Regions from separate parts of the Mus musculus genome. Here region 1 is linked to region 2. The links are chromatin loops, found by intact Hi-C in ENCODE. Cell type or tissue: left cerebral cortex. All regions are shown on one strand.

Region 1 (8,000 bases), 130 kb before region 2:
TTTAAAAATTAGTTCAGTTAGGTGGGTGGTCTTTAATCCCAAAGTTAAAATCCCACTAAAAGCTTTAATCCTAGCACTTGGGGAGCAAAGGCAGGGAGATCTCTGTGGTTTACAGAGTTATGAGTTTGAGGATAGCCAGGACTACACAGAGAAATCATATCTTGAAAAACGAAACAAACTGATTCAGTGGAAACCCTTCGATTTCTAAAAATGAAACACTGGTATTAAACTCACTACTGTAAGGGTTTCTGTGATTGGATATAAAGCATCCTACCAAAAGACTCATATGTTAAAGCTTGGTTCCCTAGCTGGGATACAACTGAGAGGTGAGTGAATGGTAGAAACACTAAAGTCATCAATGGGTTAATCCACTGCTAAACTTGTATGGAATGAGCTAGGAAGAGGTAGGACCTTACAAGAGGTCACAGACAGGACAACCCTGGATGGGAAACCTTGTCCCTTTCTCACAAAGTATGCAGCCTCTGCTACAGGTTCACACTGCTGTGACAGACTACCTTGCTTCAAGCCTAAAACAGTGGACAGGCTGACCTTTCACTCAAGTCTCTGAAATTATGAGCAAAACTAAATCCTCCGTTTGAACTGAGAATTTGTCACAGTGACAAAGTACTTAAATAATAAATTGTGGCTTTATGGTGATACAACTTTAATAGTCTTTAATGGGCTTTGGGGCACCTAAAAAAACCTACATTTAGCAAGGTGTGGTGGCACACATAATACCAGCATTCACAAGGCAGACACACAAAAAGATTGTCCCAAATTTGGAGCCAGGCTGATCTGCATAGTGGGTTCCATGCCAGCCAAGGATAAGGAGGAAAGAAAGGACAGACAAAAGGGAGGGAAGAAAGGACCGACAGAAGGGAGAGAGAGGGAGAGAGACAGAGACAGACAGGGGAGACTATACTTGACTACTGGTTCTTACGTAACAAATACGAATGAAGATATAGCCACCTGCACCACTGTAAAGTTCATAAACAAACCTGCTCTTGCCTTTGCAATACAAGGCCTTTTCAGTGTTGTTGAAGGGCTTTTTGTTGGTGGTAGTGGTGGTTTTTGGTTTTGGTTTTTTGTTGTTGTTGGTTTTGAGGCAGGAATGCACTCTGGGCCCTTGACTGGCCTCTGATTTTCAACAATCCTGCTGTTCCTGTCTTGTAAGTGCTGGGATTGTTAGGTAATCACCATGGATCGTCAAGTTTTATATCAAAGGTAGCTAGCTGGTATCTTGGAATGTTTATCACCTGGAATTATGGATTGAATTTTATTGTTTTGAGCTCAACATCCCATGCTCTTAATATCAGAAGTGTAGTGTAGGGATGTAGCTCAATGGCAGAGTATTTGCTTTGCAAGTGCAAGATCCTTACACCACCCTCCCTTCATTACCACCCGACGCCAATCAGTTTAACTCTATGCATTCTGGATGGTGGAGGTTTGAATGAGAATAGGATCATATATTTAAATACTTACTCCCACAGGTGGAAACATTTGGGAAGTATTAGGAGGTATGGCCTTGTTGGAAGAAGTGTATCACTGAGGGTTAGCTTGAGCTTTGAAAGCTCAGGCCATTCCCAGTTAGCTTTCTCTGCCTCAAGACTGTGAATCAAGACTTAGGCTCTTAGCTATTGCTCCAACACTGTGACGTCATGCATACTGCCATGCCCCCACCATGATGGTCACAGACTCTAATCCTCTGCAACTATAAGCTCAAATAAACTTTTGTTGTATACACTGCCTTGACCATAGTCTCTTATCACAGAAATAAAAAAGCAATGCAAATAATTCTGTGTCTATTTCAAAAGAATGGTGAATAAAAAAAGAATAAAAATTGTATTAGTATCTCAATAAAGACTTATAATGTGTGACTACCCTTCAAGAAGCCTATGACCATGTTCTCAGGGATCTTTCTGATTGTTCTTCTTTCTCTTAAACCTAGTGCTTGTAATGTACACTGTCCATCTCTTAATAAACTCCAACCCTGCTTCAAAAAATGCATTAATGAACTTCAAAGTTATTCAGGGACCATAGAATTAGGCACATCTCAAGGACAAGCAGACTGAAGCCAGATGACTTACCTACTTCCTTAGTGAACTACTTACTTACCAAGTGAACTGGAGCCAGGGATCCACACCTCTCCTAAGTGGCTGGATTGTAAATCACTAAACCCATTAATTGGCAAAGCATATAACTTAAGATTTGAAAGATGGGAATCACATTTATACACACTCAGTAAATCATTAAGATTAATAACTTACTAATGGAATGATGAAACTTTGTGTTAGTTCCAAAAAATAGCGCCGGAGAATAACACTTTGGGCCTCAGAAGGACGCTTCTGCTGTATACCCTTGCAAGAAGAAAATGGAAATCCATATTTTAGTGTCAGGAAATGTAAGATAACAACCAACTCCAACTACTTTGTAACTAGACATTTAAATTTAGTACCAACCAACCAACCAAAATACTTAGAATGTTATACTGAAATAATTTAATTTTAAGTTCATTTTGTAAATTTTGTAAAAGGAAGCTTTAGCTGAAGGCTGGGGAGAGAAAGCTTAACTGTAACTGTACTAAGTTACAGCTTGACAGAGCAAGCTATACCTTATTGTACAGCAGGGTAATCATAGAATAATTATGTACTAAATATCTAAAAAAAAAAAAACAAGAAAGGATTTTAAATGTTTTCACTACAAAGAAATGATAAATGTTTGAAGAAATGGGATTGTTTAACCTGACGAAAGATGATACAATATATACATGTATCAAAATACCACAGTATTATATTAATACAAATAATTTGCATTTATCATTCAAATATAAATTTAATTTAAAAATCCTCAGAGTAAAACCCAAGAACATATATGTATTAATATCATTTATCACATACTTAAGAGCATCACTTCACAATGAAAATAATCTTTATTTTACATACATTATATTAATACTACTAACATTTCTTAAAACAAAAAGCCCCCCAATTTTTCTCTTACTGTTAGTGATATTTTCACAATGTCTAGGTTTCCAGAATGACTGGCATTTCCCCATATCTACAGAGCCAACACTCAAGTCTGTGCGCTGGCATGTTGATTATGTGTGTGTGCACCTTACCAACTGAACCACCTTTGCAGCCCCTTGCCTTTTGATTATTTTTAAATTAAAAAAAATTATTTACATTGTTGAGAGCTTTTGGTGCCACTTGTAGAACTTTGGCATCTGTCACTGGGCTCAGATCGGGATGTGAGACCCAGTGACCCCGGGGCTTTGTGTGCTGCTTTCCTACATCACTGCCTGTGTGACCCTTTGCTTGCGCTTTACTTACGTACTGTCTGTGTGACCGCCTTGATGACTTTTGTAGTCTTTGCTCTAAGAACTGACCGTGTGTTTTGGATGTACCTAGAATGTTACAGAGCAGGCTGCAGAGACAGAAAGCAGCCTCAGCCTCAGCGCTGGCTGGAGTCTGGGATCATTTTGTCTGTTTTTCTTCGTTTTCAACCTTCACTCCCTCCCTTGAGATCCTGTTGACTGAGCTGGCTTGGTCAATACATTAGTTTGTATGTGTGCGTGTGCATGTGTGCCAAGGAGCGGTTGTGTAGATCAGAGGACAACATGCAGGGGTCAGTTCTGTCTTTATTATGGACATCCTGAGACAACTCAGGTTTATGCATTTATTTTGTATGTAGCAGTGTGTGTGTATGACTGGGGATGCGGGAAGAAGCACATACATACCACTGCAAAATATGTGGAGGGCAATTTGTGGGAGTTAGTTTTCTCCTCTCTCTTGCAGCATGTGGGTCCTTCCCAGAGACTGAATCAGGTTGTCAGCTTGGCAGCCAACGCCATCCCCTGGTGAGTCATCTCACCATACCTATGTGTCTACTTTTGAGACAAGGGCCTGATAGGTCTAGAACTTAGATCCTTCCGTCTCAAGTTTCCTAGTGCTGATACTACAAGGTTGAGCAACAACATACAAACCTAAGGTTGGATTTAAGTGATTCAGGGCGGGGGCGGGCGGGGGGGGGGGGGAAGTGTGCATCAGAGCTAGCAAGATGCAGCAGTGAGTAAAGGTATTTTCCCCTGGAACCCAAATAAAACGTGGAAAGAGAGAATTTCATACGCACACACACACAAACACACAGATTTTTTTAATTTTTCAAAGATAATGCAAGTCAAAGCAAGATGGCACATGCCTGTAATACAGCACTTAGGAGGCAGAAGCAGGACGATTACAAGTTCAAGGCCAGCCTGGTCTGCATAGTAAGCTCTAAGCCAGCCAGGGCTAAAAGAAGAAAAACTAAGATTCTAAGTTAGGGATATGTGTTAAAGGTAAAGCCTTTACCTAGCATGCATGAGGCTCAATCAGCAGCAGAGGGTTTAAAAAGTGAAGTTCAACTTCACATTATTATATAAAAACAAACAACAATAACAAAACAAGAACCGCACACTGCCTGACTAAATCTTACATACCTCAAGGAGGAGATTTAAATTAATAATATGGGGGGCTGGTGAGATGGCTCAGCAGTTAAGAGCAGTAACTGCTCTTCCAAAGGTCCTGAGTTCAAATCCCAGCAACCACATGGTGGCTCACAACCATTCGTAATGAGATCTGATGCCCTCTTCTGGGGTGTCTGAAGACAGCTACAGTGTACTTACATATAATAAATAAATCTTTTAAAAGATAATTAATAATATGAGCAGCTATTTACCTTCTGAAGTTGTTTTATGATCTCCTCATCTCTGTTTAGATATGGCTTGTAAGAAGTATAAACTCCTAAGAAAAGAAGATAAACAGAAAAAGCCAACAACCTAGGTGAGTATATACTTAAAATTAATAAAAGTACGGGCCAACAAACTGACTCAGCAGGGAAAGGTGATTGTGCAAGCCACACTCCATGACTCCCATCTCTAAAATCCACGGTAGAGAGAGAGAAATACCTCTCCCAGACCACCCTCTGACCTCCACACATGCACTGTCGCACAAGTAGATACAAATAAGAGAAGTCAATACCAGGTTTAGAATCCAGAGTTTTTAGGTTCTTCAGCTTTTTCACTTTAACTTGCTTAGGAATTTCACCTGAAAGAAAAAACAAAAATTCTTGTAAACTGGGCTGTAATTTAGTGATAGAATGTTTGCCTACCATGCACAAAATTCCATCATCAACATCATAATACTTTTAGTTACAATCATACATGCTCTATATATTATGGCTAAAACATAATGTGCAACAAGAACTAAATGCCAGGGAAAGAAATAATTTAGCAGAATGTTTCCTATTCTTTTCTGTTTTTTCTTTCTTTTTTTTTAAGATTTACTTATTTATTTATTTATTTTATGAATGTGAGTGCACTGTAGCTGTGCAGATGGTTGTGAGTGAGCCTTCATGTGGTTGTTGGGAACTGAATTTTAGGACCTCTGCTCGCTCCCGTCAACTCCGCTCACTCAGTCCCTGCTTGCTCCAGCCCAAAGATTTATTTTTTTTTTAATTTTTTTAGATTTATTTATTTATTATATGTAAGTACACTGTAGCTGTCTTCAGACACTCCAGAAGAGGGAGTCAGATCTCGTTAAGGATGGTTGTGAGCCACCATGTGGTTGCTGGGATTTGAACTCCAGACCTTCGGAAGAGCAGTCGGGTGCTCTTACCCACTGAGCCATCTCACCAGCCCCCAAAGATTTATATTATAGATACTACTATTAAGTACACTGTAGCTGTCTTCAGACACACCAGAGAGCGCATCCATCAGATCTCATTACAGATGGTTGTGAGCCACCGTGTGGTTGTTGGGAATTGAACTCAGAACCTTCGGAAGAGCAGCCAGTGCTCTTACCAGCTGACCCATCTCTCCAGCCCAAGTTTCCTATTTCTTATTGTCACTAAGTTCTTGGTAATAATGAAAATACTGCCTTTTCTTTTTGAAATGAGAAATGACAAGAGCCCAGCAGTGCAGCAGGCTTCACTCTGACTCAGAGACGTCATCAGGTGTATGACAGACTCGGGGCTCCAGTGCTAGCCATCCATGGAAGGAGTGGCAGGTGGACCTGAGCTCACTCACTTCTCGCATGCACAGAAGTTTCAACTGTTTTAAAAACATAAAATGGATGCCAGACAACTCTGGGAAAGGGCACCAATGCAAGGAAACAATCCAGGTCTGTGATTATATTTAATTTACAAAGTTATTCAGGGCCCAATGCTAACAGACAAAAAAGAGGGCCTTCACATTAGTACAATCATCTTAATGCACCTTTGAATATCTGTACATACATCTTAACTTAGGCCAAATATTTTATCTTTCTTGTTGTAAACCAATCCACTTTCTGATTAGAAATGAACAGTCTACAATTAGAGCCAAGAGAAACCAGCACAACTGTGTTTTCCTCAGAGGACATTATCCTTCGGCTTTATTTCTCCATTGCGTATAAAGTGGATGGACCAGGTAGATACAAACAGAAAAAGAAACTTCTATGCATCAGGACTAACTACCTGCCAGTGTTAAAACTCAACAACAATAATAGGATAATTATAAACTCCTGAGCCCAAAAGACAGACTCTGTTCTGCCATGCCTTCCCTCTGGGGCCCACAGGGTATGCTCTTTTGTAGGTCTATAAACTCTGTTTTAAGTTTTCAAAGCCAGAATCCCCAATATAATTTTATGCTGTACAACCTGTGTAACATATGCACTGGCTTCTTGAGTTCAAGAAACCAAACAGTGCCATAAGACACATTCCAGACATTCATGGTTGTAAAATTAAATCTGATTTTGTGAAAGTGACTCTCAATCCACAAAAAAAGTAAAGGAAAAGTTAGATACAATGAACTTCATCAAAACTGAAAACCGGTGCCTAAAGGGGCTCTGTAGCTGGTCTTTGCTACTTTCTGGGTGTTTCTTTTTCCCACTCTTCCCCACCCCCTTTAGCCCACAACCACTAGATAGGAGAGAAACAAAGATAGAGGGGAGAAAGTTATTAGAAATAGTCCTGACTCTAGTTTCTTTCCTTGTGTTTCTTCTACTAACAAACCACAACCAACCTCTCTAAACGACCAACAACCATCACCCCTCTTCTCAGTCCCTACCACTCATACACCCTCTGAGAAAGTTCCCAGAATTCCAAATGTCACACAACTGCAGAAACTATCTGTAGCTAGCAAAACCATGCCACTGCTAGAGCATGAGGTAAGTCAAAGTCAGGTGCTGTGGTCATTCAAAGCATCCCCACATCTCCATATCTGGGATTAAAACAAGAGCACACATTCTTATATTTCTGTGTGTTTTAAAGAAACCAAAATCCAAAATTGTCATTACAGGGACTCAGAGAGTAAAACAATAAAAAATTTACAAAGCATGTCTGATAAGAGACCAGCACCCAGACATATAAAGAACTGAGACAACCAATGATGAGAAGTCTTAAACATTTCCAAAGAAGGCATATAAAAGACTCATGTAAAGACACTCGACATTATTAATCACTAGGGAAAAGAAAATGTAAACCTATTGGGGTGACCTTCCTTACAGTGTATTGATTATGCTGCATTTTTAATTGTTAATTCTGTACCAGCAGAGAGAGAAGTGCTGGCAGGATCTGGTGTCGACATCTCCATGACCATCACCAGGTTTTCTTTTATAAATGTTTTTCCTTCCACACCTGCCCAAAACACATGCAGGTGGGGCAACCTTCACTGACTAAAGTAGCCAAAGAGATGTTTTGCCATTGTCTTACTGCTGATTGGTAATAATAAAGAGCTGGCAGCCAAGTGCTGGGGCAAACGTGGTGGAACTTTGGGCAACCAGAGAGACAAGCAGAGGCAAGAGGATCAAAGAGGGCATGGAATGGTAACCTGAGTGGAGAAGGGTAAAGTGCCAGCCATGTGGAGGGGGCTAGAGGGAAGTCAGTGTAAGTTAAATGAGCTAGCAGAGAAACTGACCCTGGTTTACATAGTGAGTTCCAGGACATCCAGGGCTACATAAAGACCTTGTCTCAAAAAACAAAAACAA
Region 2 (8,000 bases):
AGCCATCTCTCCAGCCTCATTGAGCAGTTCTTAAGTGCATTTAGAGAGCTGTTGGATACCACCAAGTGGTATACTTCTCTTGCAGCAACTTTTAGGGTTATCATGCCATGCTGACCATTGTTCTGGTACATAGGTCTCATAGTGGCTGCCCAAACAAAACCTGAACAACAATGATACCACTAGACATGCTAACATGGAAGGGGAGAGCTCAAGGAACCTCAACTATAGACAAGAAACTATAGGCAACTAAGGAGTACTAAAAGCAGGAGAAATAATCTTCCTTAAAGAAGAGATGCAGTTTGGTGATCCAGTACCCAAGTGGTCACCTCTGAAATCATATACATACAAGTAATATTATATGGATAGAACATGTTGTATTTATATGCTAATTAATACACACATACCACCACCACTGCCACCAATTAAAGAAAAAAGCCATAAATTAGAAAGCAAGGGGGAAGGAGGTAGGGGAAGGGTGAAATGATGTAAATATATTACCAATTAAAACATAAAAATTATTATGAAAAATAAAAACAAATCTTAAAAGAACCCATCTGTTAAATAGTGTTGGGTGTAGTGGCTGTGCTTTTGATTCCAGCATTTGGGAAGCACAGGCAGTTGGACCTAAGTGAACTTGAGGCCAGCTAAAGCTATCTGGTGAGGTCGTCTCAACAGTACAATAATTAAATCTCTTAAAGCTCAGTGACTCCCAGTGCACTGGGGGCACAACCCCTTCCTGAAGCATAAACTGCCTGGGGATCTAAGATCTAAACTAGAACTCTCGACAGCCCCCAGACTGTAATGTTAACTGTGACCAGGTTCTGTTTGAGGAAGCCTGTGGATGTACAGTGGCCCACTGTAGTTGCAGAGTGTTTAATGTCTGCTTCTTACAGTTTTTCCACACCCGATTCTTTGTCACTTGAGAAATTTGTATGTGACTATGGGTATGTAAGCATCTAGAATCAATATGTAAATCAAACATTTACTTGGAATAAATAATAAAAATAATTTAAAATAAGTCTGTGATATATATAATATAGATATATATAATTTTGATATTTATTGGTTGAAAGCAGAATTATATAATAGCACAGCTATGGTTGTTTATTTTTATGTATTATGTCTGAACATTTGATAACACTTACAAAATCTTCAAGATTTTTTTACAGAATGGTTCGGTATTTTGATTTTATAATCATGAATAGAATACCACTTATAAATATATAGGACAAAATGGCAGAAATATGTTTGAGGTTATTTCATAAATCATTCAGAAAGTTTTGTCCTACTCCCAAGGCAAAATAACATATTTTTGTGAATTTGAAATCAGAAGTACAAACAAAGGCTTTTAAAATCAAACTTTTTAACCTAATATACTCCAGAGATATCCAAATTTGATGCTTCCATGTTAAGAAATAGCAGTAGTAAAATACTTAAAGGTCTTTGTTTTCTGTAATTAAACAATTGTGTTTCTATGAGGGCGAGCTATTTGGGTTTTTGTTTGTTTTTGTTTTTTTCAAGACAGGGTTTCTCTGTATAGCCCTGGCTGTCCTGGAACTCACTCTGTAGACCAGGCTGGCCTCGAACTCAGAAATCCACCTGCCTCTGCCTCCCAAAGTGCTGGGATTAAAGGCGTGCGCCACCACTGCCCAGCTGAGGGCGAGCTATTTGTATGTGAAGCTCCTACACTGGTCCTGAGCACAAGCCAAGTGTTCCCAGCAGGGTATAATCGCTTTGCATGTTGTGATGGCATGTCAGCACAAAGAACCAGGACTGCCATGAAGTCATGTGCTGTGGGAGCACGTGCTGCCAGAAATACTCCAGATTCATTCATAGTTGTTTTTCAAAGTTAATTTTTGGTTGTTGCACTTTCAGAAAGCCTTAACTGTTGCCATGGGGATCACAACTCACAGTTTAAGAACTTGTGCTCTATAGCAATGAGCCTCTTGGCAGGTGGGTGGTTCCAGAAGTTGAGTCCCTGGCTCCAGGCAGCGATTGGAGGCATGGAAGATGATTAAGGTCAGCCCCTAACCATCTGTGACGGATCACTTCACCCTGTCTGATCACTGCCTGAGCGGAGCCTCCTGTTGCCTGAAGGCCCAGCCTGCACTCTGACACTGCTGTTTGTCTTACCCTGGGGCTGTGAGGTTGACTTCAACCCTGCTCTTTATGCTTGGTACTTCTCAGGCCATCCAGGGTAACTCAGCTTTAGAGAATGGATTCTCTCAAGGTGGCACAGGCCAAGCAGCCCCGGAGAGACACAGCCAGGGACACAATTGGGCAGCTCTGAAGTGCCCCAAACCCTGGACCTGGGGCTGTGAGGGCTGTAGGCTTGTTCTTTGGGAGGATCACTGTCTTCTGCCTCACCAGGGCTGTCTGCCGCACCCTTGAGGCCCGTGTGCACCCCCACCCCCACTGGCACACCCCTTGTTCTTTGTGTCTCCACATCTCAGTTTCTCAGCTCCTTTCAGCTGTCTCTCTTTACTATTTCCCATTGCTCTTTCCTTCATTGTGATAGTGTTTGCTTTTATTATACTGGCTCTCTTCGGACACCAAGTCGCACACAAATGGCTTTAATCTGCAGTTTTACCCTGACGTTAGGTTGCTGTTCTGTGTCTGAAGGTTCGTTGTTGAGTTTTTGTGTTAGGAAGCTGCCTGCTGATTCCACCCTCCTCTGAGTGTTTACAAGCAGAGGTGCTGTGCTCCTTCAAATGCCTTTTCTGCGTAGATTGAGACGGCTGTGAGGTTCTCCCTTTCTATTAGTGCATAACGTTGGCTGACTTATGTCTTCTGAGGTGGCATGTAGCATTGATTACTTTTCTTACGTGGCACTGCTTGTGATAGGCAAATCACACTTTTTAAACAGTAAAAGTTAGTTACTTTTCTAACTTAGGTGAGTTCTGCATTAGTCCTTCATGTCACTTTCGGAGAGGTTAAAATACACAGTAATCTGTGATTACGGTCTGATCTGCTCCCTCCGGAGTCAGGTACCAAGCAAGGTTCCATTCTGGGAATGCATACTGGTGCTGTCCAGATTTCTGCTGTTCTGGAGGGTAGGCAGACCAAGGGTGAGTGATACCATTCGTTTTCTTACTGATTTTCAGAACCCCTTTCCTTTCCTTTCCCTTTCCCTTTCCCTTTCCCTTTCCCTTTCCCTTTCCCTTTCCCTTTCCCTTTCCCTTTCCCTTTCCCTTTCCCTTTCCCTTTCCCTTTCCCTTCCCCTTCCCCTTTCCCTTTCCCTTACCCTCCCCCTTCCCCTTCCGCTTCCCCTTCCGCTTCCGCTTCCCCTTCCCCTTCCCCTTCCCCTTCCCCTTCCCCTTCCCCTTTCCTTCCTCTAATAAAATCTAGGTTCTGCATGAAAGGGAACATGGAGTATTTTTCTTCCCATTATTTCCTCTTCTCTGTTTAGACCTCTCTCTCTCCCTCACCCCCCCCCCCCCCCCACACACACACACAAGTATAAAGGCCTAGAGTTCCTGTTGGGGAGAAAACATGCAGTGGCTGGCACCAGCTCACTTATATTACTTTGTTCTTGAATGAATGTTTGTGCACTGCTCTAAGTGTTTGCATATTTCCTTGAGTTCTAGCAAGGCTGGCTCTGGAGGTGTTATTGATTTCTTTCCTTTTTTTAAAGTGTCTCTGTGTGGACGGACGCTGAGAGGAGCCACTACCCTGGTGCCCTGGCGGTCTGCCTTTGATAATTTCTCTGCGGTTTTATAACAATTGCTTCCATATTGCTTTTCATTTCTCTTTAGGCACTGTTTATTGTACTTAATGACACCAACTTTTCTTGTAGAACCCTTTCTATTTATTTTTTTACCTCCTCCGACCTTTTCTGAGGTCTCCCCACCCCTGTGCTCGCTATCTTGTGTCTTCAGTTATTTTTCCTTAAGTTCCTTAGTTTGTTTCCAAGTTCACAGAGCGCCCTCTTGTGTTGTTTTTTGTGAAACGTTCTAAAACTACATGAGTTTATTTTTCCTTCTCCACTTTTTATGGATCTTTTCTTTTGCCATCCCTGTTGGCACTTCTGACTCCATTTCCAGCTGCTTTCTTTCCATTATGAGAAGCTGTGTCTTGGAAGGCAGCTTTGGTTGGCTGGTTTGTTTTAAGAATTTCCATAGGGAGACCTTGTTTACCATAGTGGTAGAGCCTAATTTTTCACTGAGAAAGGCTCTGGGTTCAACTAGGAACCAAGTATATATGGTTATTGGATTGAGCTAGATGTTTCTATTTTCAACTTCTCTTGCTGTCCTCCAAACTGTCCCCTGGTAGCCATTTTGTGATTCTCAGGTCTGGTCACCCTGTATATGGTCATGCAGTGGTTTTCTCTGTTTTTGTTTTGAGGCTCATGTGGATATCTCACTATCTACTTGTCCTATAAATGCTGTCTGTGGGGGTCTGGATTTTGGCTTTTTGTCTTAGTCACTCTGTTCAGTTTTATGTGACAGTTGAGATAGATTTAAAATGTGTGTGTGTGTGTGTGTGCACACATGCGTGCGTGCATTACCTGCAGTCCATACAGAACTCATTTTGTAACCACACTTAGAAAACTCCCCCATATAGTGCTAAGGCTGTCGCTGTTTGTGGAGTGCTTGCCAAGCTTGTCTCCGCACTACTTTACTAAGCACTTGGGAGTGATGCGTGTCAGAAGTTCAAGCTCACCCTCTGCTTGGAGCAAGTCTGCGGCCAACCTGGGGCATGTGCGAGCTTGTCTTGAGGACTAAATGAACCAACATCTTCAATATGGAGTTAGAATTTGTTGTTATCTGTTATATATGTGATCTCTCTCTCTCTCTCTCTCTCTCTCTCTCTCTCTCTCTCCTTCCCTCCTTCTCTCCCCCCTCCTTCTCCCCCCGCCCAACCATGCTTTTGTTTTGTTGGGAGCATCAGCTCTTTCTGATTATTTGGATATTTGCAAAGCCTTTCAACATTGAAAAATTTTCAGAGCATCAGTCTGTTGTTACAGATACCGCTTTAAGGAGTCAGTCTGTGCATATGTACATATGCAGAGCTAGGAGTGGGCACTAGTGTGCCATGGGGAGACATGAGAGAGGAAACAGTCACACAGGACTGCTGCTCTAGGCTACAGCAGAAACTGCCTTATATTTCTAAGGTATTTGGAAGCCATTAGACTAGAAACAAACAAAAAAATGAGCAAGTAATATAAATAACATGGACCAGCTAAGTGGAGACCAAAGATAGCATGGTCGATTTTAAAAAGAACATGCATTAATACTGATTTATTATTTTTTATTTAAAAGGCTGCTATTTTTAATTATATGTAGAATGTACAAATAAGCTGTTGGTCCATAATCTATGTTATAGACTTTTATTTGCTTTTCAACAAAGTTTTAAAAAATAAATAGTACTGAACCTTGTTCCATGAACTTTTATTTTTTTCTTTTACTTTGCATATTAAAACAAGAACAACAACAGGGCTGGAGCAATGGTTCAGAGCATCTTTGCCAGGGACTCGGAACTGATTCTCAACACTCATGTGGTAGTTCACAGGCATCCGAAGTTCCAGGGATTGCACACCCTCTCTGGCCTCTGGGCATCCAGCATGCACATGGTGCAGGAATAGACACGCTGGCAAAACACCCAACCATATGTAAATAAAACTAATGTAGAGTATTAAAAAGATAGGAATTTAATCCTGTGAATTCACTTAGCTGGTGAGCAGGTCATTATTAGAAGTTTGAAGTGACTGTAAGTTTGTACTAGCTATGTATGTCATTTCCAGGCATAAATACTAAAAAGTTAAACCAGAATCCATTTGTTGTTACATTTCCTAATGATATATTAAAAGTATTCCCCTCCATTTCTTTATACAATAAGTTCTAATGCTAAAAGAGGTTTTGTGAATAACTGTTCTTTCCTGATAGGGCTGCCTGTTCTTGTCTTTCTGGTGTTAAGGGATGTAAATTTTGGATAGATTTGTAAAATATCAACAGAATTTAATGACCTGTAATTAAATGTATGAATTGCTAGACAAAGTCAGCAGTTGTTTTGTGTTGAAATTTTAAACAATAAATCATTTACAGATAGTATAGTAGCCTTTAAATTGTTACCTGGGAATAAATGAAATGAACTGTCATTTTTAGCAAATTATTGATGTGATTAATTTTGAAGAGTGCTTGAGAGATGAATGAAGGATAATGAAACATGAAAGTTATATTCTTCTGATCTTACTGAGTCCTTGTCTGTGTGTGTTACCTCTGTGGTCTTTGGAAAGATAATTTAACTTGTTTAACCATCACATTTCTTATTTATATATGAATCTATTAGTCTGTATTGGAGATGTTTTCATTTTACTCTTGCGGTTAGGTTTCATTATATTACTTAGGCTGGCATGGCACTATCACGCTGGTATTGTTCAGACTGGTATCAAATTCAGACTCTTGAGTGCTGGGTTACAGATATGGTCTACTATTTCAGAATTAAAATTCACCTTTTAAAGTGTTTAGCTTAGTAGCTTTTAGTGCATACATGGTATTGTACAACCATATTTTTTCACTATTTCTAAAAGAAACTATCAATCAGTCACTCTGCTACCTTAGTTCCCTGTAATCATTGATGTACTTGTGTTTTTATGTATTTACACATTTGGTATGTTTGGGGAAAATGACCTAATACAATGTATGCTCTTTGGAGACTTGTGGTGATCTCTGCAGCTGGTTCTCCCTTGCCACCTTCTGTACTGTCCTGCTGGACATTGAATCCAGGACCTTGTGTGTGCCTACAAGCACTCTGTCCTGAGCTGCCACCAGTCCTCATTTCTCTATTCCCTTTTCTTCTGAGACAGGCTCTTCTTCTTCTGTCCTTGATCTCATAATCCTCCTGCCTCAGCCCCCTGAATGCTGGCATGTGCTGTCACTCTTGTCCCTAGCTATCTTCTTTGCATTGAGTTCTCATGCAATGTAGGCTCATCATGTGACGGTGTCCATGTGTCAGTACTTGATTCTTTTTTTTTTTTTTTTTTTTTTTTTTTTGGTTTTTTGAGACAGGGTTTCTCTGTGTAGCCCTGGCTGTCCTGGAGCTCACTTTGTAGACCAGGCTGGCCTTGAACTCAGAAATCCGACTGCCTCTGCCTCCCAAGTGCTGGGATTAATTAAAGGTGTGTGCCACCACCGCCCGGCTCAGTACTTAATTCTTTTGTGCTGTCATATACGAGATACGCTGCATTTGTAGTGGAGCCAGTTGATAGACGTTTCCATTGTTTCTGTTTTTTATTTTTTATGAACAATGCTATTATGACTGTTTTGTGAAGACGTGTTTTCTACTATTCTGGATAAATACAAGGAATTTTGGAACTGTTGGGTTGTAGTCTAACTATGTTTAACACTTTGAAGACATGGTAACACAATCTGCTTGGCTCTACCATATGTTCAGTTCTCTTTTAAGGTATCTTGTTTTAAGGTTTTGTTTATATATATTGAATACTAACTGAAATGAGTGGTTTCAGTTGATAGGGGAAACGTCTACGTGAAGTAGTTTGCAAAGTGACAGACAGTCCTTCTTTAAAAGTTTTGAGACGATTACCTCTAACCATTTGCTTTTCATTTTCCTTTCAGTTCTATCTCCAAGACACTAAAAGTAGTAATGGTACCTTTATAAATAGCCAGAGATTGAGTCGAGGCTCTGAAGAAAGTCCGCCATGCGAAATTCTTTCTGGTGACATCATCCAGTTTGGGGTGGATGTGACGGAGAATACCCGGAAAGGTATGAGTATGATTGGTCCTTCCTGTCGCTTATCTGCATAGGATTTAGCGTTCTTTGTAGTGCTATAAAACATTACTCTCTTGAAAACGCTACTTAAGGACACATGAAGCAAAAAATTTAAAGTTTTACTCACTTCCGTTTTGCTTTTTTAAAATTTATAAATTATAAAATATTAGTAGTGAATATTCTTTGTCATGTTATAAAATTATAGGGAGCTATAGTGTCAGGAAGCGCTTGGCTGCAGTGCCATCCCACCCAGTTAAGATGAACTTACAGCG

Evidence for each region. Hi-C counts contacts between places; a loop is a spot of excess contacts. Peaks named below come from ENCODE experiments on the same cell type or tissue, not always from the same donor. Only the 100,000 strongest peaks of a DNase experiment are listed, where the experiment ranks them.
Region 1: it touches region 2 in a loop (2.4-fold over the local background); 10 of 42 quality-filtered maps call a loop at or near these places.

What each region holds. Positions count from the first base shown.
Region 1 is chr14:26,613,672-26,621,671 of GRCm38, reverse strand. Dennd6a (DENN/MADD domain containing 6A) reads right to left here. Exons shown (of 20, transcript NM_001134465.2): 13 at 5,016-5,081; 14 at 4,714-4,778; 15 at 2,268-2,357. Among named protein-coding and RNA genes, the nearest start is that of Arf4, 20 kb to the left of the region's middle. In left cerebral cortex, no CTCF peak of the experiment used is centred here; a DNase peak (open chromatin) is centred at 3,802.
Region 2 is chr14:26,482,541-26,490,540 of GRCm38, reverse strand. It overlaps Slmap (sarcolemma associated protein), which reads left to right. Exons shown (of 23, transcript NM_001310445.1): 2 at 7,575-7,722. Among named protein-coding and RNA genes, the nearest start is that of Gm24031, 11 kb to the left of the region's middle. In left cerebral cortex, a CTCF peak has its summit at 3,935 (motif pointing left); DNase peaks (open chromatin) are centred at 1,908 and 3,932.